Regions from separate parts of the Mus musculus genome. Here all the other regions are linked to region 1. Evidence: chromatin loops called from intact Hi-C (ENCODE). Cell type or tissue: heart. All regions are shown on one strand.

The links. A loop is a pair of places that touch in the nucleus more often than their neighbours do. Peaks named below come from ENCODE experiments on the same cell type or tissue, not always from the same donor. Only the 100,000 strongest peaks of a DNase experiment are listed, where the experiment ranks them.
Region 2: a loop joins it to region 1, with 4 times the contacts of the local background. A loop is called at or near these places in 24 of 42 quality-filtered maps.
Region 3: a loop joins it to region 1, with 3 times the contacts of the local background. A loop is called at or near these places in 6 of 42 quality-filtered maps.
Region 4: a loop joins it to region 1, with 2.3 times the contacts of the local background. A loop is called at or near these places in 24 of 42 quality-filtered maps.

The regions. Positions count from the first base shown.
Region 1 is chr17:46,262,323-46,270,322 of GRCm38, forward strand. Tjap1 (tight junction associated protein 1) reads right to left here. Exons shown (of 10, transcript NM_001252474.1): 3 at 2,561-2,656; 4 at 1,367-1,488; 5 at 80-108. The coding sequence starts at 1,465. Among named protein-coding and RNA genes, the nearest start is that of Lrrc73, 12 kb to the left of the region's middle. In heart, a CTCF peak has its summit at 3,738 (motif pointing right); DNase peaks (open chromatin) are centred at 199, 3,749 and 7,679; H3K27ac peaks cover 581 bases.
Region 2 is chr17:46,390,126-46,398,125 of GRCm38, forward strand. It overlaps Zfp318 (zinc finger protein 318), which reads left to right. Exons shown (of 10, transcript NM_207671.4): 3 at 6,537-7,179. Among named protein-coding and RNA genes, the nearest start is that of Zfp318, 10 kb to the left of the region's middle. In heart, a CTCF peak has its summit at 3,114 (motif pointing left); no DNase peak of the experiment used is centred here.
Region 3 is chr17:46,506,964-46,514,963 of GRCm38, forward strand. It overlaps Cul9 (cullin 9), which reads right to left. Exons shown (of 41, transcript NM_001081335.2): 27 at 4,476-4,621; 28 at 4,238-4,367; 29 at 3,888-4,087; 30 at 2,839-3,089; 31 at 1,304-1,649. Among named protein-coding and RNA genes, the nearest start is that of Dnph1, 14 kb to the left of the region's middle. In heart, a CTCF peak has its summit at 4,362 (motif pointing left); no DNase peak of the experiment used is centred here.
Region 4 is chr17:46,379,782-46,387,781 of GRCm38, forward strand. Zfp318 (zinc finger protein 318) reads left to right here and starts at 3,985. Exons shown (of 10, transcript NM_207671.4): 1 at 3,985-4,549; 2 at 6,931-7,082. The coding sequence starts at 4,058. In heart, a CTCF peak has its summit at 3,803; DNase peaks (open chromatin) are centred at 3,820 and 4,620; H3K4me3 peaks cover 2,618 bases; H3K27ac peaks cover 1,862 bases.

The DNA of each region.
Region 1 (8,000 bases):
GGAGCCTGGGAGTCCCCAGAGCCCAGCAGGGATTGAAAGGGCACAGCACACAGTCCAGGGACGGGCAGCCAATACTCACTTCATCCGCTCTGCGTCAGTCAGGGACTCCTGGACAAAAAAAGAGGGGAAGCCTGGGACTCAGCTCCAGAGCACTGGCCTCCTGGTTGGCTCAGAGCCCTGGAAAAGGCCACGTCACGGAAAGTGACAGGCCCTCCAGAAATGGATGAAATCTAGAAACATCTGGTAAGCTTACAGTACCCTTTCCCCTGTCAACCAGAAAATTCTAGACCCTTCCAACATCTACCCTTAATCCTAAAGCCATCTTCAAAGGGGATCAGGTACCCATGTCACCTATCCCCCAGGATAAAGCACCTAGCTGTCGGTCAAGCTCCTTACAAGCATGGCACAGATTTTCCAAGGAAGTGAGGGAGTCAAGCCAAACTGAAAGTTCCGAGTTTTGACGGAGGCCTCTCAGGCCCTCCAGAGGACCTCGGAGACTGAGGAGCCAACCTGAATGGCTGGAGGGCCTCTAGGGAACAAGATGCTAAAGGGCTTTGTGGATGGTGAGTGAGTGCTTGTTCTCAGACAGTCTAGGTTGAATTCAAACCCACCAAGTAACTACAGCTTCCTGCCTCCATCTTCCAATATAACTTTGTACCACTAAACCATTTTGTGTCTTGCATTGATCCCCTGCCCCAATGACTTTGGATGTCTAGCGCAGGTCATGAAGAAGCACAGAGGCAAATGGCTCAGATCAGACTCTAGAGCCTGATCACTGGATCTGACCCTACTCAACAATACACAGTGAAGGCTCCATCTCATGGAACCTCTGTTCCCTCACTAATAGCCCTGATCCTCAACAGCTGAGACCACTCTGTGCACAGGGAGGGGGACGGCGCTAGGAACAAGCTGATTAACCGCCCAGTCTTGAGAGCCAAGCTAGAGTGTCTGGCAGTGGCCCACAGGCCGTCTGAGAGCAAGCCTAGCATGGTTCTTGACAGAGTGTGAAGTTATCAAGGTAGCTAAACAAAAGCAAGCTGGTGGAAGGGCGCACAGAGACGCGCAGCTGCGGTGGGCAGCAGTTAGAGCACTGCCTCCTTAGAGGCCAAAGCTGGACGCCTTTCCTCCACCAGCACCTGGGACTGGCTGTGACAGTTCTGTTGAGCTGCAAAGACTAATGCTCCCTGACGTGTGAACACATACACACAGCCCCCCACCCCCACCCCCAAGCACAACTACAGCTCTATCAGCAATGTGAGTCTCTCGCCTTAACCCATGCCCAGCACCTCAGGCCTGAGAGGCCAGCTGACAGACACCTTCAGGGGCCTGCTTCTGCCAGCCAGGGCCAGACCCCAGCCTTGCTGACCTCTTGCTCGAGCCGGGACACGGGAATCTCCAGGCGTAGCTCTCGGTGCTCTGGAGGCGCCTTACGGTAAGGTTTCTTAGCAGGGGCAGCACTGCTCATCCTGGAAGGTATGGGCTCGTCTCCTGCTGAGAGAAGCAGAGACAGGCTCAGAGGTGTAGTCTCGAGCCTTGGAAGGGCCACTGAGATGGCTCGGTGGGTTAGGCACCTCCTGCTCCTGACCACCTTAGGAGCAGATCCTACATTAGGAGACAACTGAACCCCCCCGCCATCCCTTTCTCTACAGTGGCACTATGGCACATGCAACCCGTGCCTACCCACTTCCTCACACAGAAAATAAACTAACGAGAGGCGTTCTAAGGTGTCTCTGGCCTGAACATTCAAAGATGACCAGGGATGTGTACTGACCCCACAGGCAGATAGACCTGAGCTACCGCTGGGTCATTAGAGGGCTGCTCTCTGGTGAGTCAGGCCGGATGGATCAGGGGAGTGCTGGAGATGAGGGCTAGAATCCAATGGAGAACAGACAGGTGAGAAGGGCTCCCAGCTGGGCCCCAGGAGGAGCACACTTGGCTAAGTGGGGTGGAGAGACTCAACAGCAGCCCACACTGTCCCTTGTAGGCAGAGAGCTGCACAGCATCCATCTTGCTCAAGTAGGTGAGGGTATAAGCAGCAGCAGTTCCTAGGCTGCTGTGCAGACTCCATTGGTCCACAAGGGCACTGCCACATTAGGCCGGCAGAGTGGACCTCTGGAAGCTCCAGGACTGGTCTACAGTGCACCTCAGGCCAATCCTACACACTGGAACTCTGCCTCAACAAACAAACAGAGAGACACTGCCAGTGACACACAGTTGCAATCTAAAGCACTGGGAAGGCAGATGCCAGCCTGGGCTACATAGCGAGACTGTCTAAAACAAAAACAGTGCTCAGCACTAGGCAATGTTAAGTTCAGGTTTTCCTTCCATAAATTGTGAACAAATCTTCTAAGTCTGGGGATAGCGACCCAGCCCAGGCTCCTGGATAAGGGTCTCCAAGCTTGAGAGTGCTCTCTGGACACTGCCAACAAAGGCCAAGCCCCTTTGGCCACACCTCCTTTCTGTGCTGGCTCCCACTGGAAGAGAGCACCTATATGGCTGCTCACCTACCAGCCTCCCAGAAGAGAACAAAGTATAGAATGCAGGCCTCATCGGGACATACCGTCTGTTCGCTGGCAGCTCTCTGTTCTGCTCTCCTGGAATCAGCCTTCGGCTCTCCACATCCCACGGCCCCTCTACTTCCTCTAGCCAAGAGCTCCTGAAACCAGAGAAGGGGAGAAAGTGGAAACCCGGTGTCAGCTGCCTGCCTGTCCAGTCTGGGACCTGAAGGCTCCCAGAAAACAGTAAGCAAAGAGACCACAGCACAGTGGGTCTTAGGAGCAAGCGACAGAGGTAGGAAGATCAATAGTCTGAGAGTAGCCTGCTTTATGAAGTGAAATCAACTCAAAAAGGAAACCAGCTAGCATTAACGAGTACCTGGCTTCCCCTAACAACGCCTGCGTGTTTATGTATGTACTTCGTACGCTGCCTCCGCTCAGCACATACCCTGCTCTGGAATAGGCCGGTACTGGTCTGTGTCCCATTCACTCCTAGGCTTCTCAGAGTCTACAGAGAGCTGGGAATCCTGGGGAATGCAGACTACAAATGAGACTACAAAGGGCCTGGCAAAGGAGCAAGATGACGATGGTACGGCAGACCCCCTAGCAATGACTAAATGAGCCCAGAGACCATTTCTGTGTACCACAGTGTACAATAAACTTGCCAATGAGCGAAGGCAGACCCGAGAAACAAAATCCAAACCTCAGCAGTTCAGAGCAGTGATTCTCAACCAGGGTGAGTTTACCCCCTGCTTCTCCCAGGGTTAACAGGCAAATGTCTAGAGACATTTTTAATTTTCACAATCTGCAGATGGGGAGGTACTACCGGTGAGTCAAAGTCAGAATATCGACTAAACCTACCACACACAGGGCAGCCAGCATACCGGAGGTGGCAAGGCAAAGGTCACCAGCCCTGAGGCCGAGAACCGCTAGTCTATAAACCGTAACTGTGGGGGGCTGGCAAGAAGGCTCAGTAGGTAACGATGCTTGCTGCAAAGCCTGATGACCTCCACAAGCACACTGTGCTTAAGTAAGTACCGACACACGCTCAAAAGAGAAAACATTTAACCCCGAGCCCGGGGAGCTGAGGCCCAAGGCTGCTCCAGCATCTCCAAGCGCTTGGATAACGTGCTCCCCACTGCCAAAGCCTGCTCTACACACACCACTGCCAATGGCTGGGCCAAGTGAGCTGCCAAGTCCCCTCAGCTTCCCGGGATTGAGGCGTACCTGTAATAAGCTGGGCTGCCGCATGGGGGCAGCAGCCGCCAGTGATCAGTGCAAACAGTAACCCTAGGTGGCTTTCTGAGCATTTAAAAAAAAAAAATACAAACCTCTTCCTACCCCCATCAACCCAAACAGAGCTACAGAGCTGGGGGCTGAAGGCGGTCTTGCGGGCTAAAGCATGTGTTCCTACTGTTGGGACATGCCCTGGCCATGACTCCTGTCACATTCCAGCAGGCCTGGGGCAGCAGGGTGGGGGCAGAGGAGGGCGGGGAAGCAGGAGTAGGACTCTCCTCTCTAAGGTTCCTGGCCTGGATTTGGGGGAGAGCTTGTAATAGTGAAGCACGAGCCACCAGCCTCCGCCCCGTTGACAGGAGGCAGAACGTGTCCCCACAGGGCACAAGCAGCATGCTGTCAGGCTGACTCCCTGCACAGGAATCTGGGAGGGCCAGAAAGGACACCACATTCCTGGGGTGAGAGAACAAACAACATACAACCACAGGGGCTGTCCTCCAGAGGGCCTCGCCCCAGTAGGTGCTCAACCTGGAGTAGGGATCTAACCACAGAGACTCCTGTGGCCTGAGGGAGGGGACCTAGAAAAGTCCCAGAGCACTGTAGGTTAACCAGGGCCTAACATTTGAAGGTGTGGATGTGTGGGTGTGTATGCCTGGGAAACCAGGTAGGACCAAGGCCGTTGACTAAAGAGGAGCCAGGCAAAGCTTCTAGAAACTGATGGGAGCTTCCAGGAGCTGGCCTTCTCCCCACAGGGCCAGCTCTCGATGGCACTTTTTGTTTGTCTGTTCCAGAAGGCAGAGGAACCCTTCACTTGGCAGGCTCCCTGGTGTGATTTGCCACCTTAGCCTGTTTTACTTACCTACCCAACTCCTGCCAAGGCTCGCATTCTCTTCTAGGGACCAGGGCACTTGTGACAACAGTGGACAGGCAGGGCGGACTGAGACACTTTCAGGGTAATTCTATATGTGGGCAGACATGCCTCACTGAGGTGCCATATCCTATAGCTTGCCCTGCCGTGACGGTAAGTCAGGGCTGCAACTATGAGCACATTTTTTCTTCTCTGAGGCTAGAGGCAATCAAACAGATGTCTGGGTTGGGGGATGGTGTGGGTGTGGCGAGGACACAAAGAGCAGATGAGACTCTAAGGATGGAGGTGGGGTGAAAGGTTACTTCTAGCAGTGTCACGAGGGGAGAAACATTCCTGACTAGAGAAGCAGGGGTGATCCACTGAGAACACTGAGAACCTACTGGGTTCCCCAACCCCACACCTCGAGGCAGATCTGTGCCACTCCCTGTCCCAGGTCCATAAATATCAGGGCATGTTGGGACACCTGAACCTCTGCTTCCATTTCCACAATCTACTGACTTCCCTGGATCTTGCCCGTGAGGGACCGCACTGGACAGACTATGGGCCTAGCATCACTACCCTGGACTATAGGACAGGCCTGGGAAGAACAAGGTCCATTTGGACCTGGTGGTCCCCAGCTGGGAGAGGATAACACGGTGAGTTAGAAGCCATCAGAGCACTTACACCAGGAGCCTCAGCTACCAGTTGCTGCGTCGACTGAGCATAACTCTACCTAAACGTTTTCCAGAGTTCAGCCCTGAGCTGAGAAGGGTCCTTGGGTCATCACTAGCAAGCCACGGCCAAGGCCAGCCTCGTGGCCTCTATTCGCCAAGGAGATTCTCTGAGGAAGATCTGGCAACAAACAGGGAAGAATTCTACTCCCTGTCCCTCCCTGGTCCCTAGGAGTCAGGACCAGGTGACTCAGGATAGAGGCCACAGCTTGCTTGCTAGGTCTATACTAAAGGAGCTGTGCCCAAGCAGAACCCCTGGCTGACCCAACAGTGGGAGACACCCAAATACCCTGAAGCAAGAGGAGAAGGGGCTCTCCTCACCCTCACCTCCCCTACCCCTCCCTAGCTGACCCTGTCTCCTTCCTCTGTCACATAGCATTCATTCTTCACTATTCAAAATCAGTTCAGAGGAAAGACTACCTCATATCTGCTGAGGAGGAGGGTGATAGCACTTACTAATTGCTATGTTGCAATCTGCCAGTCAATGTGGCCGCCTGTTGCCACCTGCCCTGTATTAAATACCTTCTCCCTGATTACAGCCCATGGGGCACGATTAGCTGCCTTCAGAGAACAAAGTCTACTTTCATTAGAAATGGGACTCAGCACGCAGAGGACCTGCACTGCGAACCCACTGAGCAGCTGAGCAGAGTACTGACAGATAAGACACAGGGCACCTGACCGGAAGCAGCCCACCAACTGTCAGCCAGGGATGGGACTCACGTCTGTCCCCCTTTCTGGGTGGGTACCACCAGGGGCTTCCACTGATGCCAGAGGCCACTGTTGCTGGAGACGGTGGGAAAAGAAACCGATTCAGATCCCCAACTCACTCAAACTTCTACCCTTGTTCTAACAAATATCCCCAAGGGACACTAGCCAGCAGAGAGAGCCCAGGCCTGCAACGCTCTGTTCCCGGCTGCCTAGGGCCCAGCAAGGTCAAGGGGCAGAAGAGAAAGGAGTCAGAGATCACCATCCTTCACACACACACTCTCTCACACACACTGACACACACATACTCACACACACACATACACACACTGACACACACATACTCACACACACACACACTCTCACACACATACTCACACACACTCTCACACACATACACACATATTCTCTCTCACACACACACACACATTCTCTCTCACACACACACTCACTCACACACACACACACATACTCACACACATACACACACATTCTCTCTCACACACACACATACTCTCTCTCTCTCACACACTCACACACACACACACACACACACACACACACACACACACACACACACACACACAGAGCAGAGGAAGCAGGACAGACTCCTTCGTAGATGCTGCTCTCTGCCTCTTTGCCTGCCAGCCTTGCCCCACCAGAAGCCTCCTCCAGCTCCTCAGGTTCTGCACTATCAGTGTGAACAAGTTCACTGACCCAGAGCAGCACCCTACCCACTGAGACTATCTCCCTACTACCCACGTCACAGACACCTCCTTTAGGAGAGGGTATCATTAATGTGGGCTCAGACAACCGTTAAGCCCTACTGAAATCGTCTGCTCACAGCTGCCGATGAACTAAGTTAGTGAGCGTCCTTGAAGGGGCAGTGAGCCTTTTGGATCAGGGTAGAGCCCACACTACAAGAATCTTTAAAGTTTTTCTTCAGAACGGTTCCAAGAGAAGTTAGTAATCGCTGTTGCTTTCTAAGTGAAAGGAAAACTGATCCCGACTTGAGAAGACAGCTGAGCTATGTATACAGCCTTAATTCCTGGACCTAGCAGGATATAAATAGGTAATAAACACATGTCCTTCTCAAAGCCCCCACCAGCCCAAATCACAGCATCCTGATCACACAGGAAACAAGGTACCTCTCCTTGACTTTCTTGAGCCTTGGAGATCCAATTTCTGACATCTGCAACCCTGGGAAGTTGCACATCACAGAAGTAGACATCACGCTTGCCGTGCAAGCCTGGATGGTTCTGCAGCTTCTGAAATCTAGGCTCTGCCTCCAGTGAGAGCGTCCAAACACAAACCACCATGCTGCAAGGGCCAAGCCTACGGCCTACAGACCCAACAGTATAGCCCTAAGAATTGCCCATGAAGATCCTCACCTCTCCACACTACAATACAGCCCCACCCTGTCTGCTCAGAAGAGAGCGGTCCTTAACACAATTCATGATCCTACCAAAGCTGGATTTAGCCTTCCCCACTGCACCCCTGCCCCGTCTCGTTTGCTCAGCCCCCAGTTTCCGGCATGCAGCTGTCCCCGAGGTACATGAGCAAAGCCCTCAGCAATCCTGGGCGCGTGGCAGGCAGGCAGGCAGCCAGCAGCTCACAGGGTGGGTCCTGGGCAAAGGTGCTGCTCTGGGCTGATGAGTGCGGTAGACGATGCCAGTCTGTGCCCAGACCAGCCCTGCTGCCCCTCCAATAGCTATTCATGCCTGTGGGCAAGTACAACCTCACCCTGTTGGGATAAGCTGCCTGCAGCTGAGCTGGCCCCCTGCCTACACTAAGCTGAATACACTGACAGGGCTCTGAAGGCCAAAAGGGAGAGACTCGTTCTAACCAGAGTAGCCATGCAGCTCAGAACTAGTGCTGGTGACCACGAGAACTCACCTGGCTCCCCACCTGAACAAACAGACTATCTGTCGGGCCTCATCCAGCAAACACGTGACAAGAACAAAGGAGTAAAAGACTGCTGATGGA
Region 2 (8,000 bases), 130 kb after region 1:
TAAGGCTCATCATGTTTATGGTGTTCCTTTTTATTGCCATTAATATTTCATTGTACGCATATACCAAATTCTGTTTATTTATTATTAGTAAATGGGTGACTATCATTGGGTTGTTTTTCAGTTGTTATACATAGTTCTACTATGAATGTTGTTGTACAAGCTTCTTTGTGGTTCCCACCCTTCCTAATGTTGCGATCCTTTAATACAGTTCCTCATGTGGTAACCCCCAACCATAGAATTATTCTTGTTGCTACTTCATAACTGTAATTTTGCTAGTTATAAATTGTAATGTAAATATCTGATATGTAGGATACTGATTTTCAACCCTTGTGAAAGGGTCATTCAACCCCAAAGGGATTGCAACTATAGGTTGAGAATCACTGCTATGGACAGATATTTTATTTTATTTTTTTACTTTTGTGGTATCTCCTGATACTACAAAACTAATCTCAAAGTCTGTGTTTATTAGGCAAACACTATGGCATTGAGCTATACCTCTAGCCTTACATTTTAAATTTTCTTAATGAAAATTTGTAAACAGACACAAAAATTAGAATAGTATTTGGTATTAGGAAAGGATCAGTAGGAAAGATGAAAGGGATAAAAAAGGGCAATGGGAAAATACAATCTAACATGCGTATAGGAAATGTCATAATGTGTTACTTTATACAACTAATGTATGTTATTAAAATAATTTTTAAAAATAGACAATAAATTACATATTCCTATTAACCACATCTAATTTTTTTTAAAAAAATAGCCCTGGCTATCTTGGAACTTGATATGTAGACTAGGCTGGCCTCAACTTACAGCTACCTGCCTACCTTTGCCTTCCAAGTGCTCTGGAGTAGAATAAGGTGTGTGCCACCACTGACCAGCAAAACCTCTTGCTTTTACGTAAACTTCTATTAGCTTGCACATAAGAGTCAGCTGGGTGGTTGTGACTCACACTTCAATCATAGCACTTGGGAGGCAGAGGCAGGCGGATTTCTGAGTTTGAGGCCAGCCTGATCTACAGAGTGAGTTCCAGGACAGCCGGAGCTACACAGAGAAACCCTGTCTCAAAAAACTAAAACCAACATAAAACAGAATCAATTGGTCTTAATCAAGGCTGCTGCTACTGCTGCTGTTGTTTGGAAACAGTCTCACTGTCTAGGAACTCACTATGTAGTCTAGGCTGGCCTAGAACTCACTTAGATCCTCCTATTCTGCCTCCCGATTGTTGGGATTAAAGTTGTGTGCCACCATACTTAGCTTAGCCAAAGCTTTTAGAGTGTCTGTCACTGAACTGTTCTAGGCTAAAGGCAATTGTGATTTTTTTTGTTTGTTTGCCTGTTTGTTTTTGTTTTTTCATGACAGGGTTTCTCTGTGTAATCCTGACTCTCTTGGAACTACCTCTGTAGACCAGGCTAGCCTCAAATGTACAGATTTGCCTGCTTCTGCCTCCTTAGTGCTTAGTGTATCACAAGTGACTGGAAATTATGATTCTTTTTAGTACTCACTTTTTTTTTTAAGTTTAAAATTCTGTGTGTCTTGAATGTCTACCCTGCCTCTGTGTCTGTATACATACGTACCACTTGCAAGTCCAGAGTCTATTTTGGGTGCCCTAGAACCGGAGATTCAGATGGTTGTGAGCTTCTATATAGGTGCTGGAGACTCCAAATCCTCTGGAAAAATAGCAGGTGTTCATTGAACCATCTCATTAGCTCCAGAGCTTTCTCTCATGACAGCCAGTTCTCTTTAACCCTGGGAGTCCTTAAGAAAAACGAATGAATTTCCAGAAAGCAGTCTGACTCTGGACTATATTTACATGATAACTTGTGGGTTTGTTTTTTTCCTAACTTTTCTTGTGTCTTCTTCTATTATATCCCCTTTTGCTGGACTTTCTGGGTCTGCACTGAGGCTTTTAAGAGGGCTTAGTATTGTATTAGGTCTTGGGCTAATGTTTCTTTTGGTGGTGATATGTCCTAATTATAGTGAGGAGTAGAACATAGGTGACCTTGCTGCTATACGCATAGGTTATGGGGTCTTCCTCCTAAACTAATATGAGACTTATTGGTTGATGGTTTGCTGAGAGTCAACTCATAGACATATCTCCCTGTCTTTATACTTGATAGAGTAAAATTTTTATTTCAGTGGTGTTTGATTTCAGAGGTCATTCTTAGTTTATTTTGTTTCATAATACATTAAATCCTCAACATTATCCATATTTCTTTTTCTTTAAAGATTTATTTATTTTTATGTATATGAGTACACTGTAGCTGTACAGATGGTTGTGAGCCTCCATGTGGTTGTTGGGAATTGTATTTAGGACCTCTGCTCACTCCAGTCAACCCCACTCTCTCCCGTCTGCCCCGCTCACTCAGTCCCTGCTCGCTCTGGCCCAAAGACTTATTTATTATTATACATAAGTACACTGTAGCTGTCTTCAGACACACCAGAAGAGGGCGTCAGATCTCATTACAGATGGTTGTGAGCTACCATGTGGTTGCTGGGATTTGAATTCAGGACCTTTGGAAGAGCAATCAGTGCTCTTTCCCAAGCCACCTTGCCAGCCTCGTATTTCTTTTCTTTTCTTTTCTTTTTTTTTGGGGGGGGGGGGGAGGTTCGAGACAGGGTTTCTCTGTATAGCCCTGGCCAGGCTGGCCTTGAACTCAGAAATCCACCTGCCTCTGCCTCCCGAGTACTGGGATTAAAGGCGTGTGTCAGCACTGCTCGGCTCCCATGTTTCTTTTTAAAGGTAATTTCTGTGGGGCTAAAGAGATAGATCACTGGTTAAGAGCACTGGCTTGGGGGCTGGAGAGATGGCTCAGTGTTTAAGAACACTGATTGCTCTCCCAGAGGTTCTGAGTTCAATTCCCAGAAACTACATGGTAGCTCACAACCATCTGTAATGGGATCCAATGCTCTTTTCTGGTGTCTCTGAAGACAGGAGCATTGTACTCATATACATTAAATAAATAAATCTTTAAAAAAGAGAGAGAGTGTGTGTGTGCACTGGCTTTTCTTCTAAATCACCCAGGTTTGATTCCTAACCACCTCCATGGCAGCTCATAAGCATGTATAACTCTAGTTCCAGGGTATCCGATGCCCTCTACTGGCCTCCAGTGGCACCATGCTTGGATTTGGTGCACAGACAGACTTGAAGACAAAACATCTGTGCACATAAAGATATCTAATACTTTTAAAAGGTCATTTGTAGAAACACAAAAGTTATTAGAAACAATAACCTAGGCGACTGGAGAGAGAGCATTGTGGTTGAGACCCTTCACTGACCCTTTAGAGGACCTAAGTTACATTTCCAGCTCTCAACGCCTAGAACTCCAGCTGCAGACGACCCCAAATTCTGCCTTCCTGGGCATAATAGAACATATGAACCCACATAAATAAACAAATTAAAATAAATCTTTTTAAAATTAAAAAAGAAACAGTTATTAATAATTTTTCATTAATAATAATGAATGGTAATTCATTCTGGATTTTTTATAAAGCTTTTTATGATTATTTTTATGTGCATTGATGTTTTTCCTTCATCTATGTCTGTCAGATCCCCTGAAATTGGTGTTATAGGTAGTTGTAAGCTGCTACGTGGTTGCTGGGAATTGAATCCGTGTCCTGTAGAAGAGCAGTCAGTGCTCTTAACCACTGAGCCATCTCTCCAGTCTCAGATTTTATTTTATTTTATTGAGACTGAGTTCCACCTTAAAACCCTGCCTGGCCTGGAACTCATTCTATCCAATCTGGACTCAAACTTATGGAGATAATCTTGCCTCAGCTTCCTAGCTTCTAAGATGACCTGGTTTCTTTTTCTCTCCCTCCCTGTCTATCTGCCTGCCTGCCTGCCTTCCTTCTTTCCTTTTTCCTGTTTTCCTAGATGAAATTAGATTTCTAAAATTGTAGAAGACTCCTGGCCAGCAAGACAGCTGAGCAGGTAAAAGAACTTGCTAGTAAGTAAGCCTGAGGGCCTGAGCTACTTAGAACACATAGAATAGAAGGAGAGAACCAACTTCCACAGATTGTCCTCTGACCTCCACACATGTGCCCAAGTACATGCACACACGTATACATACAAAAAAAATGTAATGCAATTTCAAAATCTAGAGGAGCCGGGCAGTGGTAGCACACATATTTAATCCTAGCATGTGGGAGGCAGAGCCAGGTGGATCTCTTAGGAGTCTACAAAGCTTGTCCAAAGTGGATCTCTGGTCTACAAAGCTTGTTCTTTGACAGCAGGAGCTACACAGAAAAACCCTGTCCTGGAAAACAAAACAAAAAAATCCTAGAGGACCTTTATTTCTATCTACAATTTATATCAGAATCCTTGTGGTTTGGGTCTTAGAAGTTCTGTGGCCATAGTGCTGCCAAATGGCTTAATTTTTTTTATCTGCCTCTGGGCTAGAAGGGAAACTACCTCATCCTGAATTTTGATTTTTATGCTGCAAAGGTCTGAGACCTTTGTATTTCTGAACAATAAAAATTCACAGTGAGCCAGAGCATCACTTATTTCTGAGTCCTTTAGTTACCCAGGCAAGGCAGGAAGGAACAGGGCCAAACAGTTCTTAGTAATTCTTATAATGAAACTTTCCCCCAGGAGAACTAGGTCAGGCTTGAGTGTCTAGACATGAAGCTGGGACTGGTCCAGCTTAGATGAGTGGGGAGTCTGGGACCTCTGCTTTCCTAGCATCTTCCTTTAGGAAGCTCCTAGTGCTTTGTCGAACATCTGTGGGTGGAAATGCACATGCTCAGTGATAGGCCTGTGGATGGAGAGGCTCAGATTCTATCCCCTGCACAGCTAAGGAAAGCAGAACAGGTTAAGAAACAACCCTAGGGCTGGAGGGATGGCTCAGAGGTAAAGAGCACTGGCTGCTGCTCTTCCAGAGGTCCTGAGTTCAATTCCCAGCACCCACATGGTGGCTCACAGTCATCTGTAATGGGATCTGATACCTTCTTCTGGTATGTCTGAAGACAGCAACAGTGTACTCATATACATAAAATAAATAAATATTTATTTATTTATTTAAAAAAAAAAGAAAAAGAAACAACCCTAAACTATGGAACAAAGCTTGAAAGCCATTGTTCTTTTTTTTTTTTTCCTTGTTTTTTTTCTTGTTTTTTCAAGACAGGGTTTCTCTGTATAGCCCTGGCTGTCCTGGAACTCATTCTGTAGACCAGGCTGACCTCAAAAACAGAAATCCACCTGCCTCTGCCTCCCAAGTGCTGGGATTAAAGGTGTGCACCACCACCGCCCGGCTGAAAGCCATTGTTCTTGAATGTTGTTTCTCAAACTTTACAGAACATACAAATCACTTAGAAATCGCATTAAAATTCAAGCTCTAGTCCAGTAGACCTGGGATAGAGCCTAAGAATCTATATTTCTTGTTTTGTTTTTGAGCGAGTGTCCTCTAGCCAATCTGTCCTCAAAAGTTGCTAGAACCCAAGTTGGCTCTTAACTCAGTACACTTACCAGTATTACAGATGCTCACCATCATGTCTGCTTAAAATTATTGGTGTTTAATAAATTCCCAGTTAATGCCAGGGCTGCTAGTCCTGACAAAGAGCTTGAATTTAGCTAGTCAGGTATTTTTGTTATTGTTTCATTTTAAAAACATATACATATAACACACATATATATGTATATGTACATATATGTGTGTGTTGTGTGTATGTGTGTATGTTTACTACGGGCATGCATGGTATCTGAGGAGGAGGCCTGAAGAAGGCATTGAATCCCCTGAAATTGAAGTTTTAGATGGTTGTGAACCACCATATGGGTGCTGTGAATCAAACCCATGTGTCCCCATGTCCTCTAGAAGAACATACAGTGCTTCTTTAACCAATGAGCCATCTTTCCAGTCCTTTTGGGGTTTTTTGTTGTTCTTGTTGTTTTACCAAGGCAAGTGTTTCAGTTTGTAGCCATGGAACTCAGAATGATCCACCTGCCTCCCTGGTGTTGGGATTAAAGGTGTACCTGGTCTAGCTAGTCAAGTATCAATTAGGATTCTTTGTAGGCTTTTTAAGATTTATTTTTATTTTTCAGTTTTTGTGTGTGTGTTTCTGTGTGAGTGTGTTCATGTGAATGCAGGCATCCTCATAATCTGAAGAGGCTGTCCAATCTCCTAAAATTGGAGTATGCCATTGAACATAGGTACTGGAGCTAAACTTGGGTCTTGTAGAAGATATTATGCACTCTTAACTGCTAAAGCTTTTTTCTAGCCTATTTGTGATGGTTTTGTATCTCCTGAGCTCTAGTGTGTGTGGTACTTTGGTCCTCAGACTAATTTAAAAGTAATTAGCCTAAGAATTCTGTTAGATGTATTAGTAGTAACACCTCTTGATTAGAGTCTAAAGCTGCTTGTGACATTTCATGACACTGAGAAAGGAAAGGAAATGTTCCATGTGTAATCTGTCTTTGGATTTCATAATTATTTACTTTTGCTTTAAGAATTCTATGGTCCACTTCTAAATTACATTATCTTAGCATTGGCCTTCCTCTCTCCAAGTCCAGTATATTCAATGATGCTTGTTTCTTTCCTCAGGGATGACCTGACTGATGATTCTGTCTTCACTCGAAGCTCCCAGTGTTCTCGGGGTCTTGAACGATACATTTCTCGGGAGGAGGGACCACTTAGTCCCTTCTTGGGACAACTTGATGAGGACTACCGAACAAGAGAAACTTTTCTGCATCGACCTGAGTTTAGTCCCCAGAGCAGTTGTCATGATGAATTGTTGAGGGGAACAGAGCGGAATAGAGACAAACTTAAAAGCTCCTCCTATTCCATACGATCTGAGGAAAGAAGCCGGGAGGCCAAAAGGCCCCGTTATGATGACACAGAGAAGGTACACAGCTCAGGAGGGGATCACTCAAGTTTTACATCTGGGACTCGAAACTATCGGCAGCGAAGAAGCAGCCCAAGCCCTAGGTTTCTAGATCCCGAGTTTCGAGAACTGGACCTTGCCAGGCGAAAGCGAGAGGAAGAAGAGGAACAAAGTAGGAGCTTGAGTCAAGAGCTGGTGGGTGTTGGTGATGATCAGATTGGCTGTTCCATCCCTGGCTTGGCAGGAGTCCTAACCACATCAGAGCCTGGATATTCTTTGCAGCGGCCTGAGGAAGTACCTATGATGCCCAAGAAGTCCATTCTGAAGAAACGAATTGAAGCGGACATGAAGCCTTCCTTGCAGGTCTCTGTGGAATTTCTGTTGGCAGTCTGTGTAACATTGCTGTATAATACTGTTAGGCTTAACAGTCAGCAACCCCTTTTAGGATTCTCAAATTAAACTGTAGGCTCATAGCGTATCAACAAGGGCTTCTGTTGCCAGATTACTTTCTAAATACATTTTGGAGAGTCTCCTCCTTGATTTTTTTTCCCCCTCTTTAAATTGAATAGCCCTATAGGAATCTTGGAATGTGAGTTTCTTGGAAATGAAGCTTGAGGGCAAAAGAAAATAATCCTGATTTTTTTTAAATCCCTTTAGAAGACAATTTATGAGTTGTAGGACATTAGACTAGAAATGAAATGATTCTATTTTGGAGCCATCCCCTTCCTGTGTGCTTTTTAGAGACCATTCCTGGCCTTGGCATTGTTTTTCTTTCCTATGAAAAGATGGTCAGGCAAGAGTTCTAGTTTGACTAACGGTTTCTGAGCCAGTACTGAAGCACTTAGAGAAACAAAAGGAGGCTGATTAGTGTTCTAGAGTTTCCTGTCTCCACAGTAGTCTGACTTGTGCATTTTTTCTTTTGGTCATCAATAGATAGGAAAACAAGTTGGATAGGATGGGACCCACCTATAATCCCAGCAGCCGAGAGACTAGTGTATAAGGGAGGATTCAAGGCCTGTTAGAGCACAGTGAGAGTTAAGGCCAGCCTGAGCTACATAATTAGACCCCTTAGCCACAGGGCTGGGAGCAAACCTGATGACCTGAGTTTGATTCCCAGAACCTAACTCATGAAAATTCACACATAGATTGTGCTCATGTGTGCCTGTATAGTCACCCACCTCTCC
Region 3 (8,000 bases), 240 kb after region 1:
CTCCCTCACGGGGTGTCACCCCTTGGCAGTCAGTCCTCCCTTGATCGCCCCGATGTAAAGGGGAAGCCCTACTCCCTGTGCAGTCACTTCCTACGACATCACCCAAGTGTAACTTCTTCCAGAATTTATCACCAAAGTTTGGAGAGAGGTTAAGTTTGGGGTAAGGCTGCCAAAATTCAAATCTTGACTCAGATAAATGGTATCACCACGAGTGTCTCCATCTATCGTCTGTACACTAGAGCTAGTAAGGCTGGACAGATGGCTCAGTGGTTAAGAGCAACTGCTATTCTTCCAGAGGACCCAGGTTCAGTTCCCAGCTCCCAGATGGTGGCTTGAGCCCATCTGTAACTCCAGTTCCAGAAACATCTGATACCCTCTTCAAGCAAAGTGCTTACATGCCAAGGTTTCAATAAATAAACAACCCTTTTAAAGGGGGACAGTAAAGGCCGCTACTCTTCAAACCATTAGAGTAACTAGGAAATGAAAACAGACAGCATGATACTGGCCCTCGTGCCCCTGAAGAGTGAGCTGCCATTGTTAGCAGCTCTCAGATCTCGCCCCCTCAAACAGGGTCTACCCACTACACATACTAAGTCCCTGCCTGTTATAATTAAATGAATATATAAAAGAAAAACCTAAAACTGTGGGGAGAAGGGAGTCCAAGCAACTAAATCAGAAGTGTCTAGGAGCAGAGATGGGGGGGGGGCGGGCACAGAGCCACACATCACCCACCCCTGGGAGACACAGGTGGAAGAGTTTGTGGCAACAGGCAGTGTTCCTCATGCTATGTACTATGTTAGCTTCCTGCTGCTCAGGCGCTGTGTTAGCTTGGCCTGGGGCCTGCAGATCTGGGAGGCAAGGAATTTGCACTCTGGGTCCCGGAACCTCTGCCCTCTCCTCTCTTTGGGTCCTTACTCCCCTTTCCAGGCCTATATATTTCTATTTGTTTGTGTATTGAATGATAATTCATGACAAAAGATTTGTGTCCTGAGATGAGTGAACTTAAGGAAACCATGGATTATGAGTAACACTAATGGCATTTCCTCCTTGTCTGTCTGTCTGTCTGTCTGTCTGTCTCTGTGAGGAGTGTGGCAGGTGGCCCCAGTTACAGAGGGCAAACTAGCTTAGTTGAAGGGATATTGAGAGACATACCTGGGTTTGGGGTTCAGCGCAGTGGCTGAGGTGCTAGGCTCTCCCCTCAGGAGGGAGGAAAAGAGAACCCTACTCACCCAGGTTAGGAAATAGTGTTTGCAAGGTGCGTAGCCAGGTGGAAAGGCTGGGGAAGGAGAGGCTGCACGCTCACCTTACAGCAGCAGTGCAGGCAGCAGAGGGAGGGCGAGTCGTCATGGGGTCCTAAGGGGGTGACGCACACAGGGCATTGGTCAGGGCGAGTGGGGACCACCTGGGCCTGGGGTACTCGCAGCCCTGCCGCAAGGAGCAGTGGTTCTGGGTCATCGCTGTAGCTCTGCAGCAGCTGCTCTGTGCCCCAGTGGGAATGAGCCAGAAGGTGCTGAGCTACATCTGGCTCCAAGTTCAGCGTCTCCTGCACCTGCCGCACCGTCTGCTCCATCAATCCTTCTACCTCCTGGGGACTCATGGTACGGCCTGCAGGCAGCTGTAGAGATGCCAGGGCCACCACAGCTTCTGGGCTTAGGGAGAGAGAAAAGACAGTGTTTAGCATCTCTGCCCTGCTTACCCATCAACAAGCTCCCAACAGCCCCCCCCCCCCGTCCCCAGCTCTCTGTGTAAAACCCTTGGCTCCAGCTTGCCTCAGTAGCCTGTTCATAACTACCTGAACCACACCAACTGTGTGAACAGAGCCCTTCACAGATGAGATTTGGGAGTAAATGTGGGGCTGAGCTGGCTGGAACACTGACTGGGGGCACTGGAAGCCAGCGGGGTAGGTCACAGTGCTATGTGATTTTAAATGAAGGGGACAGTCCGGTGTTCAAAATGATCAATGCAGTTAGTTCTAAAGCCGTCCTATGCAAAGTGTAACCTGCGGGCCAGCAGCACGAGAGGAACAGAGCCGGCTCTGTACTCAGCCACCACATACACACAAATGGTGTGCATGCACACGGAGGCGTGAGAAAAGTCAGAGAACTCGGCCCACACATCATGCAGGCAACGAGGAGGAACGCAAATGCTGTAACCGTCTCAGGAGATGCATCTGAGCTCGGAAGCTTCAGGGGTTCTGGCCACTTAGAACAGCATCCGGCAGATTCACCAGTAGAAGAAACTTCCTGGAGCATGGCCTATTCCCAAGGCAAGTATACAGCGATCGCTCCATATGGACTTACAGCTGAGACCAGAGTTGCTCAGAAAGAGCAATACTTGTGTCTCTGGGTCTCCTGCCTAAAGAGCATGGCTCTTGCCTTGATTGGCAAGGCGTGAAGTAGGAGAGGGTGAAGACTAGCAAGAAGGAGAAATAATAGAAAACATGGAAATTGACAGAGCAGACAGGAAGTGGGATTTTGTTCGGTTAGTTTTGGGTCTTTTGAGATAGGGTCTCTCTGTATCCCTGGCTGACCTCAGACTCAGAGATCAGCCTGCTTCTGACTCTCTAGTGCTGGGACTAACAGGAAATGTTTTTATATAAGTGAGTTTGGGGTGGGAGAGCTAGCTCAGTGGATAAAAGCACTGCTCTTCTAGAGGTCCTGAGTTCAAATCCCAGCAACCACATGGTGGCTAACCACTATCTGTAATGGGATCTGATGGTATGTGTCAAGACATAGCATTCATATATATTGAATAACTAAATAAATATTAAAAAAAACAAATGAGTTTTGCAGAGCTTTGGCCCTGTAATCCCTCTCATCCACCGAAAAGGGTGGCTACCTAGGCCTGGAGGTCTCAGTGTTCTTGTTGCCACAAAAGGGGACATCTGCCTGACCCCGGCAGGGCCCCATGGGCTCTGGAGTGGCATACATCAGGACCTGGGGCCTGTCATCACGCCGTTCCACATAGCCCTGGCCCAGGAGATGCAGGATGCAAGAGAGAACATCAGTGCTGGAGCAGGCCACACCCACTGCCGCAGCGTTGCCTAGGCGCCCAGGTGGATCTGGACCCTTCTGCCAGGCCTCCAGTACCTGGAGGGAAAGAAAGAAAGAAAGAAGCAGGGGGCTTAGGCAAGGGAGCCAGGCTGCACGGCCCCACACCTGCCTCAGCCACACCAACCAGCCATGAGACCAGGTATGTTACCTCCTCATACCTTGTTTTTCTCATCTACCCAGTGGTAAAAAGTAGGATTTATTAATATTATTAATATATTAATTTTATCTGTATTATTGTTGAGGATCAAATTACTCAGACACGTGGTAAGCACTCACATCACCAATATACAGCCCAGACTGGGAGTGGGGGCACGGGACTGCAGAGATGGCTAGATAAAGTGATTGTTCACAGGTGGGACCTGAGTTCGACTCCCTGGATTCTGTACAAAGTTAGGCAAGAGTAGGTGCGCTGACGGAGAGAAGAGAGGCGGAGACAGGAGAATTTCCACAAGTTCATGAGCCAGCAAGCTCTCACCCACGGCACAAACAAAAGACCTCACGTCACGAAAGGTTGGGAAGGAGAGGACAGGCACCCAAGGTTGTCCTCTGTCCTGCACTTGTACACACACACAGACACACAGATACAAACACACACATACACAGACACACACACAGACACACAGACACACACACACACACACACACACACACACACACACGTGTGCACACACACATCATATACACATAACAAGAAAAAAACAGATGGAAAGTGACCTAGAGAATATTTCGTACTGGAAGAGCCTAACTTCTCCTGAGATGACCCACGCGTGACTCCCTTCCTCCCCGTAGGGCATGCTCCCTTCCTCTCCCTAGGGCATGCTCCTTTCTGCCTACCAGACAAACCAGCTGATCGATGTGCAGGCCTTTCTCCCTGTGGGCTTTGAGGATCCGGACAAGAAGGCAGCTCAAGAGGTTCCTCTTCTGTTCCAAGGTCCGGCCCTCATCCTTTTCTACACTGAGATACGTCTGGGGAGGTATCAGCCACAGGACCTCTTCATGGGTCTGGGACCTAGGCTCACGAAGCCGCAGCACCCCTGGAATCCAGTCCCGATTAGGTACCCAAGGACAGGGAGGGGACACGTGAATGAAGACTCTACTATGCTCGCATTTTCTGGTATAGTCTCCCCCACCCTCTGGGCCTCCCAGCATACCACAGAGGTTCAGCAGAGACCCTGATTACTTACCGCCCTGTGGATAGTCCTGAGTCTCCTCCAGTGTTAAAGGACCATTGTCAGAGGTGAGGGGCAGAAGGGCCTGGTGCAGGAGCTCTGGGGAGAGGTCAGAATTCCTCAACAAGGTCTCTACTGACACCTCCTGGTAAGGAGAAACAGTGCTCGTCAGACATGAAGCAAAGAAGGAGAGAGCAGAGGCAGGCAGAAGAGGAGCCTGGGGGGGGTGCCGGGGGCGACACAAAAGAGGCACCTCTGATTGGTTAAAATTCAGCAGCAGCCACATCTGTACAGTGGACACGTGCAGGGTCTGGTCCCCAAACTGCAGCTCAGCCCGGCCCAGCCATGTCCACTGAAGTCGCCGGTGTGGTCCTATGTCCAAGACTGGGCAGTTCTGACCTAGGGAAGTGTCAAGGAGATGGGGTACAGTCAAGGAGGAGGGGAGTAAAGGGTAGCAGTGTAAGAAAAATACAAACAGTATTTTCATGTTTGTGAGTTGTAATGATACTGGTATATATTTTAAAAACCTCACCGACTATCTTTGGAGTATTCTAACGAATCAATTCAGAACTTTAAAAACAAACAAACAAACAAAAATAGCTGTCAGGTGTGGTAGTAAATGCCTTTAGTCCCAGCACTTAGGAGGCAGAGTCATGAGTCTCTCTGTGAGTTCAAAGCTAGCCTGGTCTATACAGAGCGACCCAGGCTAGCCAGGGCTACATAGTTAAAAAAAAAAAAAATCAAAAGATATCCAAAACAAAAACATATCTAGAGGGGAAAGGGCAGATTCAGTCATTCCTGTAAAAATTACTTCAAAAGAGCTAAGCAGCTGGTGAGAAGCCTCTCTCTATAGAGGAAGCATCCCGCTAACACATGAAGACACAATGACACATTAGTCTCACTATTTCCTATGTGCTAATGAAGTGGGAGGCATGAGGAGCTTGAGATGGCACTTGGATGGTGCTCAGTTGGTAGAGTGCCGACCCTGGTATACACAGGACCCTGGGTCCTGTCCCTATACCACATTCATCAAGTGTGGTTCCAATGCCTGCAACCCTAACTCAATGAGATCAGAGTTGAAGGTCAGTCTCGGTAACATAGTGAATTTAAGCTCAGCCTAAGCTACAAGGAACCAAAACCCCCAACACCAAACAAAAGCGGATTGTGCTGAAGAGCTTGGTGATCCACTGGTCTCTCAAACCAGAATCCAAGGAAGCCTGCAGCCCCATTTCCTACCCAAATAACTGTTGAGAGAGGGACAGGGGGACCCAGCCTGATGGAGTCACTAGCACTAACCACCAGATGCACCCTGCTGTGGGCCTTGTTTTGGATCCCTATTAAGCAAAGCACACAAGAAGAAGACAGAAAATCAGGACAACCAGGGAAATACAAAAAGTGTATAGCAGATGATGCTGGGAGGGAAGGCCTGTAACTCCTACAGCATCTGATAGGGGTGATGCAGTGACCTTTGGAAAACCCGTCGCTTTTAGATATGGGGTAGGAGAATGTGGCACTGGGCCATGGGCTGATATGCTGGAGTTTATTCTGTTTGTATATATTTGGATTATCATTGTAAAATTACTTTAGAGTGTATTATTTTATGTGCAGAAGTATCTTTGTCTGCGTGTCTGTCTGTGCACCACTTGTGTGTGTGATGCCCCAAGAGGCTGAGAAGAGCATTGGGCAGATCCCACGGAACTGGGGTTACAGGTGGTTGTGAGCAGCTGTGTGGGGGCTGGGAATTGAACACAGATCCTCTGTAAGAGCAGCTAAGATGGCTCTTAACTGCTGAGCCATCTCTTCGGCCCCATTAGTAAAAATATTTTTAAATAAGCAGAGTTCAGGATATAGCTTAGCTGGTAAAATGCTCAACTTCCATGCACAAAGCCCAGGGTTCGATCCCCAACATCTCATGAAACTGAGCATGGTGATGAATGCCTACAGTGCCATCATACAGAAGATAGAGTCGAAAGGGTAAAAAGCCTAGGTGATCCTCAGCTACACAGAAAGCTTGAGGCCAGCCCGGGATACACGAAACCTTGTCAATAAAATACCAGGAAGTGGTGGCGCAAGCCTTTGATCCCAGCATTCAAAAGCAGAGGCAGGCTAATAATCTCTGAGTTCAAGGCCAGCCTAGTCTACAGAGCAAGTTCCAGGACAGCCAGGGCTACACAGAGAAACCCTGTCTTGAAAATAAATAAAACAAAATGCTTCGAGAATGACTAGCCTCATTTTGAAATATGTCCTCTACCTTGTTAACAGTAGGAAGGGAAAATATTAACTGTACTTGACCAGGCTGTCAGAATTGACATCACAGGGGATGATGGGATATGTAGTTTAGTGGTTGTCAGAATTGACATCACAGGGGATGATGGGATATGTAGTTTAGTGGTTGGGTACATACTTAGCAACTGAAAGTCTCCAGTTTAAATCCCAGAACTGGGGCAATGGGATGCAGGGAAAGGCAGGGGATGGATGGATGGATGGATGGATGGACAGTTACCACCTAGTGTCCTGTGAACAGAGAACGTGGATCCAAGCCCAAGGAAACATCACACAAAGGGAGCAACTACTTCACCATTTTAAAGGACTGCATTCTCCAAAAACTGTCAGTGTTCAGAGACAAAGATGACGGTTGAACTGTTAGGATGAAGACACCGGACACATAAACCAACATGCTTCATCTCCCAGACAGAGAGCAATGTCACAGAAGCCAGAATGGGTCAGCAGACAAAACCGCAGGGTGGAAGGTAAACAAAGGCAGTAAATGAACTTCTGTGTATTAGAAACCTCTATGCCTAGGAAATATGTCCTAAAGTGTTCAGGAGCAAAGAAGCAGGATATAGACAATTTCCTCTCAATGGTTCTGAAACTGTGTATGTGTGTATGTGTGTGTGTGTGCGCGCACACACACAGATATACACACTCATATACACACATGTGCATACGAAGAGCAAATGAGTTAAAAATGGTGCCACATGCCTGTCATCCCAGCACCCAAAAGGTCAAGGCAAAATGTCTTGGAGTTGAAGCCCAGCCTAGGCTATAGAGGAAAACCTTGTTTTAAAAGAAAAAAAAATGTGCCAGGTTGTGGTGGCCACGCCTTTAATCCTAGCACTCGGGAGGCAAAGGCAGGTGAATCTCTGTGAGTTCGAGGCCAGTCTGCCCCACAGAGAGAGTTCCAGGACAGCCAGTGCTACACCGAGAAACCCTGTCTCAAATCAAGTCAAAACAAACAAACATTCAACATCCTTAATCATCAGGGAAATGCAAATCAAAACAACCCTGAGATTCCACCTCACACCAGTCAGAATGGCTAAGATCAAAAACTCAGGTGACATCAGATGCTGGCTAGGATGTGGAGAAATAGGAACACTCCTCCATTGTTGGTGGGATTGCAAACTTGTACAACCACTCTGGAAATCAGTCTGGCAGTTCCTCAGAAAATTGGACATAGCACTACCGGAGGCTCCCACAATACCTCTCCTGGGCATATATCCAGAAGATGCCCCAACCGGTAAGAAGGACACATGTTCCACTATATTCATAGCAGCCTTATTTATAATAGCCAGAAGCTGGAAAGAACCCAGATGCCCCTCAACAGAGGAATGGATACAGAAAATGTGGTACATTTACACAATGGAGTACTACTCAGCTATTAAAAATAATGAATTTATAAAATTCCTAGGCAAATGGATGAACCTGGAGGGCATCATCCTGAGTGAGGTAACCCAATCACAAAGGAACTCACACAATATGTACTCACTGATAAGTGGAT
Region 4 (8,000 bases), 120 kb after region 1:
ACAAAAACTACTCACTAAATGAAATAGTCTATGGTTTTTCTAGTCTGAATTTCCAAATTCCTCCAGAAAGATCAGTTCCCAAGGTTTAAGAACCACGTGGTCAAGGCAAACAACCCCATTACTGACTCGACTTCTCAGATACCCATTGTCTGTGCTGGTTGGCCTCTCATTGCTGTGAGAGACACCTGAGAGGAGATAACATAGGTAGGATTTTTTTCATTTTGCCTCAGTTTTAGACAATTTAGTCTATCGTGGCACGAAGAATGTGGCAGAACAAAGAGATCGGTACCACAGCACTGGAGAATGGAATGCAGGAAGGGACGAGGGCAAGCTATTGTCTCCAAGGCAATGCTGTGGGAGACAGTTTCATATTAAAACCATAACAGAATGCTATGACAATGTACCTAGTCCAAGAGGCTTGAATAATAGATATTTAACAAGACATGGCAGCTTGCACCTGTAATCCCAGTACTTGGGAGGCTGAAGCAGGAGGGTGGCTGTGATGAGCTCAAGGTCAGCTCGGGCTATACAGTAAGTTCCAGGCCTGCCCAGGCTACAGAATGACAGTCTCTCAGGCCTTGTGTGCTTTACAGGCCTGTAACCAACCCCTAAGCCCTGGGGAGGCAGGGCGATCAGGCATCCAAGGGCATCTTCAGCTACAAATCTGAAGCCAACCAGAACTAAGCAAGATCCTGTCTCAAAATAATAGTAAAAGACAGTTACTTCTCATAGTTGTAGAGTCTGAGAGGTCCAACATCGGGGTGTCAGCAGCTCAGGCTTCTTCTCTCCTTTGTGCATGGCTGTCTTCTCTGTGACCACACACAGCAGAACAACAGACTTCCATGTCTCTTTCTCTTCTGATGAGGCACAACCACACTGAGAGCACCTTGCCTTTCACACCTTCTCTAACCCTACTTCTGGAAATCATCACATTAGGGACGGGAGATTCGTCAGGTGACTTGGGTCCCACAGGACAGCCCACGGTGTGTGAAGGCTCTTAGCCATGTTCATCAAAAGACAAGTAAGAATGCATCGACTCGGTGACAGACAACAGCTGGGAGATGGTTTTAATTAGATTCTTTCCTGTTGTCGTTGACCTTTCAGCACAGGCCTCCAAGGCAGAAAGCCCCTTAGTAGATGTCGGGTTCTCCATCCCTTCATCCCAGAGGGACACGGTGAGAAATGGGGGACCGGCCTGCCTCCTGGCGTTCCTAATCCAGCCTGTTGAGGAGAGCTGAGGACCGTGTTGGAGAATTGCCTTTGGATTCTGCATTCCCTCTCCCACCATTCCACTCAGGGAAGAAAGAGTTTCCACAGAAGTCTAACCCACTCCCTGATCTTACCAGGCGTCAAGTGTGGAGCTGTTATCTGAAAGGAAGTTTAAAGGTTTGTTTGGTTTTGAGCCTGGAACTTTGGAAGGCTGTGAGAATCACTTCATAAGCCTGGTCACCCAGGTGTGTGCCCAGGAGGCTTTGGGACCCTGGACTGCACATTTGTATGCTGCAATAATACTACTGTTCACGATACCAGAGAGTGTTGGAAAGTAAAGGACTCTGCAAAGACTTCCATTGAGGCACAGGACTAATCTGCAGAGGGCAGGCACGGAGGGCAAGAAGGAGAGACTTGCCCTTTGCTTAAAGTATCTTAGTCAGGGTTTCTGTTCCTGCACAAACATCATGACCAAGAAGCAAGCTGGGGAGGAAAGGGTCTATTCAGCTTACACTTTCCACATTGCTGTTCATCACCAAGGAAGTCAGGACTGGAACTCAAGCAGGGCAGGAAGCAGGAGCTGATGCAGAGGCCATGGACGGATGTTCTTTACTGGCTTGCTCAGCCTGCTCTTTTATAGAACCAAGACTACCAGCCCAGAGATGGTCCCACCCACAAGGGGACCTCCCCCCTAAACACTTTATTATTGGAGAAAGACATAGGAGACAATGTTAATACTAGAACAGCAAATCCCAATTTAAAATGTATTGATTCTGGCCAGACAGTGGTGGCATAAACCCTTAATCCCAGCACTGGTCTACAGAGCAAGTTCCAGGACAGCCAGGGCTACACAGAAAAACCATTTTGAAAAAACAAAAAAAAAAAAAAAACAAAAAAAAAGGAAAAAAAGTATTAATTTTGGTTCTAAATAATGGTACTCCATATCTATATTCCCAGCACTTAGGAAGTAGAATCAGAGGATTAGGGGTTCAAAGACATCCTCTGATACATACTGAGTTTGAGACAAGCCTCAGGCAACTGAGACCCTAGTATGTACAATAAGCATTGACTTCAACTAAATATACATAGTGATTTATCTTTCCTCGTCTACTAAAGTAGATGGAGATAACTAAATACATACATAGGTAGTATAATAAAGACAGGGCACATACCTCTGGTAGATTAGCTTTTTCATCAAAATAACGTATATTTACAAATTATATCAATAATATAGGATAAAGCAAACAAGTGTAAGGGAATACAGCTGGTAACATTTTTATACTGGTGCCAGGTGGGAGGTCCATGACTTCAAGGCTAGCCTGATCTACATAGGAAATTCCAGACCAGTTAAGGCTGCATAGTGAAACCTGACTCTCAAAAAAAAAGGGACAGAAGCAAGATTTTTATTCTGAAATAGGAAGCTTATGACATTTATAAATAAGCAAATCGGCTTATATTTTAAACATAATTTAAAAACAAATTAACAAAGTCATATTTTTTTCTTTTCAGAAATCTGATTCTTGTTTTTTGGTGTTTTTTGTTTGTTTGTTTGTTTTTGTTTTTTGTTTTTCGAGACAGGGTTTCTCAGTATAGCCCTGGCTGCCCTGGAATTCTCTCTGTAGACCAGGTTGACCTTGAACTCTGAGATTTGCCTGATTCTGCCTCTGAGTACTAGGATTAAAAAGTTTGTGCCACCAATGCCTGGCTCAGAAATGTGATTTTTACACAAATTCAAGATTTATGTTTAGCTGGTGAAAAATATGAAGCTATTGTCTAGGTTCAACATATTTCCTCACTTTTGGTTTTTTCATGGTGTGAGATCCTCTGAAACTGGAGCCCCAAATGGTTGTGAACTACCACGAAGGTGCTAGAAAAAAGACCTCCGGAGCCATCTCTACCCAGGCCCTATTTTCCTATGTTTTGACTGACCCTTAGGGTCTTGTCTTTTTCTTTTTAAACATTTATTTCTATTTTCTGTGTATGAGTTTTTGCCTCCATGTGTTTCTGCACCACTGATATCTCAAAACACTTGCCAGGCCTGTCACGGTATGGGTTGCTCCGACAGTGGCCTTCACCACCATTTTACTGTAATGCTTGGCTAGAACATCTGGAAATTTTACTGATGTCTGTTGTGTTTGACTTTCACTTTTCTGTACTTTCTCATTTCTCGATTTAAACCTCTATAAGTTATTGGACTGGAAAGTTACCCGACTACGTCAAGCTTCCTCTGGGGGAAAAGGGATGGACACTCGTTGAGGTTCGTAGCTTCTGACAGGGTTTAGGTGTGAGTGTAGGGGGTCGTTTGCTTTCTCACTATATATAATCATTTCTGTAAAGCAGGTGGATTGCTATGGGCACGCACGCTCCAGGAGCCTGGGAACCAAGCTACTGAGGCCTCCGCTACAACCTGGCCCCGCCCACTCACCGGGCTCTCCGGCCCCGCCCACCGCGCCGGGAGGAGGAGAGGGGTGGTCTCTCTGCATCACGTGGTCTCCGGGGGAGTAGGGGGTGGGCGGCTCGCCGGTCGCCATTTTGCGCGGGGCCGAAAGGCGGGGCCTGCGCACTTCAGGGCGCGCGCCCCTGGTGCTCGCGCAGGCTCAGCGCTCCGCCCCACGGCTCCCGGCTCCTGAGGCCGCTCTCCGCGTCCAGCCGCGGGAGAGCCTGGGAGGACGAGGGGGTGTGGCGTGTCGGCGCGTACCCGCGCCCTCCAACCGCTGGCCGGTGGGGCGGGGCCGCGGGGAGGGGGCCGCTCCGTCCGCGAGGGCGGCGCGCTGCGGTGTCCGCGGCGGCGGTGCCTGCGGCTGTGGCGGCACGCTCCCGAGCGGCGTCCGCGGCGCTCCCGGTAGCCATGTACCGCAGTGGCTCCCGCTCCTCCGTCTCTTCGCACCGGTCGAAAGACGGCAGCGCGAGCGGCCCTCCGCCGGGCCGTCCCGTGGGCGCCTCCTCAGGCCCCACACGCCGCCCCTCGTCGCCGCCGCCGCCCTCTTGCTCCTCGCTGCGGCTCCCCGCCCGCCGCCACCGCTCGCCCTCAGGCCACCGCGGCCGCTGGGCCTCGCCGTCCCCGCCTCGGGGTCGTCGCGGCTCCCCGTCCCCGCCCCGCGGCCGCCGGGCCTCACCGTCTCCGACCCGCGGCCGCCGGGCCTCGCCATCCCCTCCGCGGGGTCGTCGTGGCTCCCCGTCCCCGCCGCGCGCCCGTCGCGGCTCCCCGTCGCCACCGCGGAGCCGGCGACACTACCCACCTGGCCTGGGTGGCTTCCGAGGCAGCATTCGAGGCGAGTCCCGCGCCGACTTCGCCCGGGACGGCCGCGGAGACCATCCAGGCGGCGGCGGCGGCAGTCGGGTAATCCCACCCTTCGCCCATGTTGCCCCCATGTCCCCAGCCCCCGGGCCCTCAGGCCAGAGTCCGAATGTCCGAGTCTTCCCCGCTCCCTGACAGTCCTGGGTGCCTCCTTTACACAATAACGGACCCGGGACCCGTTCGGTCACCCGTGTTGGAACAGAACAGGACGCCCGGTTTCTAGGGGGAAGAGGCTTTCGCTCTTGCTATGTGGAAAAGTTCTCCAAGGCGAGGGGCATTTCATCCATACTGACTGGCGCTTTGGCGTTTCCCTTTGGGTTTGATCAAATTCGTTGCTTTAAGGCCCGAGTTTAGCAGAACATCTGAAATGCCTGGTGGCCAGTGAGGAAAGCTTGAACCAAAGCAGACTGGATGCTTTAGCTGTCATGGAGTCTCAGTTATAGCTGTTATTCCGACGAGAGGTGTGCATAATCAATCATTGTGATTGCTGCCATCAGCTAGAGACACAAGAGCAGCTACCAGCAATCTTTTAGGGCTCACGGTCCCTTGAGGTAAAGCAATAGCAATAGGTGTTATCACAGCCAAGGAACCAGCTCAGAGAGGTTTAAGTAGCTTGATCAAGGTGACACACAAGTGATGGAGCTGTGGTTCAGCTCACATGTTGGATTCTCACAGCCTGCGATTTTACATGTTAAAATGTGCTGCTGCTGGAGGGACAAAATGTGGGATTAATTTATGGTTGTGGTGGGTGTAGCTGAGTAGTACTCAGTAGGGCTTACAAAACTGTAAAACCCGATTTGGAATCTTAGCATCCTAATTTTAAATAAAGGTGCAGGTGTGATAGTGACCCCTCAGCTGGCACTACAGTGCCCTAGTGTTCTGGTCATAAACTGATTTGTCACATTGTGAAGACTTCTCAAAGCCCTCACTAGAGAGGAATCGAGTAGAATACTGCAGCCTCCCCCTTCTGGGTGCTGTACTCACTCCAGCTCCAGTTCTCCGTCCCATAGGAAAATGCTTTCTCTTACCACCCGAACATTTACCTCATGCTTCAAGGGAAGCCCCCAGGCTATCCTGTCATCTCTCACCACTCTGAAGGCCCTGCTGCCTCTTCCTCAGATTGGTACAGTTGCCTTCTTCGTAATTGAGCCTTGCTACTCACCATTTATCTTTTCTGTGTTCAGCCATCAAATTGATTTTTAAAAATATTTTGAATAGTGTGTGTTCAGGTGTACCTGTGAATGAGGTATATATGTGGGAGTGCAGATGTTGTGGAGGCTTTGGATTCCTTGGAGATGGTTGTCAGCAAGATGGTTGAGTGCCTGGTCCTTTGGAGGAACTCACTCTTAACTGGAGCCTCCACACTGATTTTCAGCCTTCATTTTATACATTTAATAAGCATCTATTGAGCATCTGCCATGAATTAGATACAGTTACGATAAATAGATGAAGTTAGAAATTCCGTGGTGTGTTCAATGTGATTAAGGGCTAAAACCAAAATCAAGTTACAATTTCAAGGAAAAAAGCCTCATGAGAAGTGAGTCTTTGATTAAGACCGTAAGAGATAAGAGATCAAGTAGTCCAAGCATCAGGAGGGAAATTGTAGTTGGCTCACATGACTTTAATGCTTGAAACCCTCCTGTGCCTCTTATCACATTATCAAATCCAAATTTCCTAATTTTGTCTCTCTTTTCTCTGTGACATTGCTGCAGCTGTCCTGGCCTCTTTTCTGTTACCCAAAGCATACTGATTCATTCCTGAGCTGTTTCCTTTGGCCTGAAACATGTGCTTTTCTTTGAAGGACCTATGTGCCTTCGATTTAGTAGCAGCATCCCAGAAATACTACCTCTAATCATCTTCTTTTGAGTGATCCCTCCTTTTCCTTGTCTTTTAAAGTACTTAAAACATAATTGGTTTTGCCTCTTCTCCTTTAGTTAGACATATATGTGTGTGTGTGTGTGAATGTGTGTGTGTCTATGTCCTGAGAGCCAGGATTTTTACTTGGCTATTCCCATGTTTCATACAAAAAGAGGTCCTGTTTCCCCACCCCCCCCCTTTGGTTTTTTGAGACAGAATCTTTCTGTGTAGCCTCTGCTACACAGTGGACAATTTTTAGGAATGAGTGGAGAATATAAACTCACCCTCTCCTCTCTCAGGGTGGTGGTGCACGCCTTTACACTGGGGAAACAAGAGGCAGGTGGATCTGAGTTCAAGGCCAGCCTGGTCTACAGAGTGAATTCTAGGACAGCCAGGGCTATACAGAAACTGTCTCAAGAGATTTTTTTCCTCTTAAGGAAACTTCTAAATTCTTTTTTATTGTAGAATGGTCCCTTACCGTGATAGACAACAATTTTATAAGTAAGGAGAACATTTTGGGCATAGAGATGTGTTCATGTTTTCACTTTTGTTTTAACTTTTTGTAGAGACGTTCTCCTGGTCTGTGTTCTGATTCTTCTTTGGAGGAGAGTTTAAGGATCACAGTTGGCAATGACCACTTCTGTGTTAGCACACCAGAGCGGCGGCGGCTCAGTGACCGGCTGGGATCTCCAGTGGATGGTCTGCAGGACATGGACAGGTAGGCTTCAGCTATGGCAGGTGCACCATACTTGCTCTGGAAGGCAGAATATTGTTGTTTTCTGAGTGATGTATCTGAAAGTTGGTGCCAGCACTGAAGTCAAACAGTATCTGTGTCCAGTGGAAGATAGAACACTGGAAAAGGCTTTCTGAGTGGGAAGAGTATGTTGATATAGATTCTGTTTCTGAATATAATGTATGCTAGAAAAAGAACATCATGGTACAAGTAGAAAGAGAAGCTAAGGGAACATAAATCAAATATTGGATTAAAATCTAAAAAGATCCCCTTATACAATGAAGGTTTTGGACAAAATGGAAAGTCTCTTTTTTTTCCCTCCTCCTCTTCCTCTTCTTCTTCCTCTCCCTCCTCCTTCTCCTCTTCTTTTTTTTTTTAAAGAGAGGGTTTCTCTGTGTATCCTGTCTGTCTTGAAACTCAGTCGGTAGACCAGACTGGCCTCAGAGATCCTCTTGCTTCTGCTTCCCAAGTGCTGGGATTAAAGGCATAGGCCCCACTGTATACAATGTTTAAAGTTTTCTTATTGATGGAGGATTTAATTTTACTATAGCCCTGGATGAGTTTGAACTTACAGAGTTCTGCCTCTGCTTCCCAGTGCTGGGATTAAAGGCTTGTGGTAGTCTACTTGGCTTTTTTAAGGTATGGGACAGTGTGTGTAGCCCTGGCTGGCTGACCTGGAACTCAACAAAAATCTTCCTGCTCTGCTTCCTGAATGCTGAGATTACAAGCATGACCCCAACATTCAACTACAAAATTAGCTTTGTTTTTGTTTTGTTTTTGTTTTTTGAGACAGGATTTCTCTGTGTAGCCCTGGCTGTCCTGGAATTCACTTTGTAGACCAGGCTGGCCTCGAACTTGGAAATCTGCCTGCCTCTGCCTCCTGAGTGCTGGGATCAAAGGCGT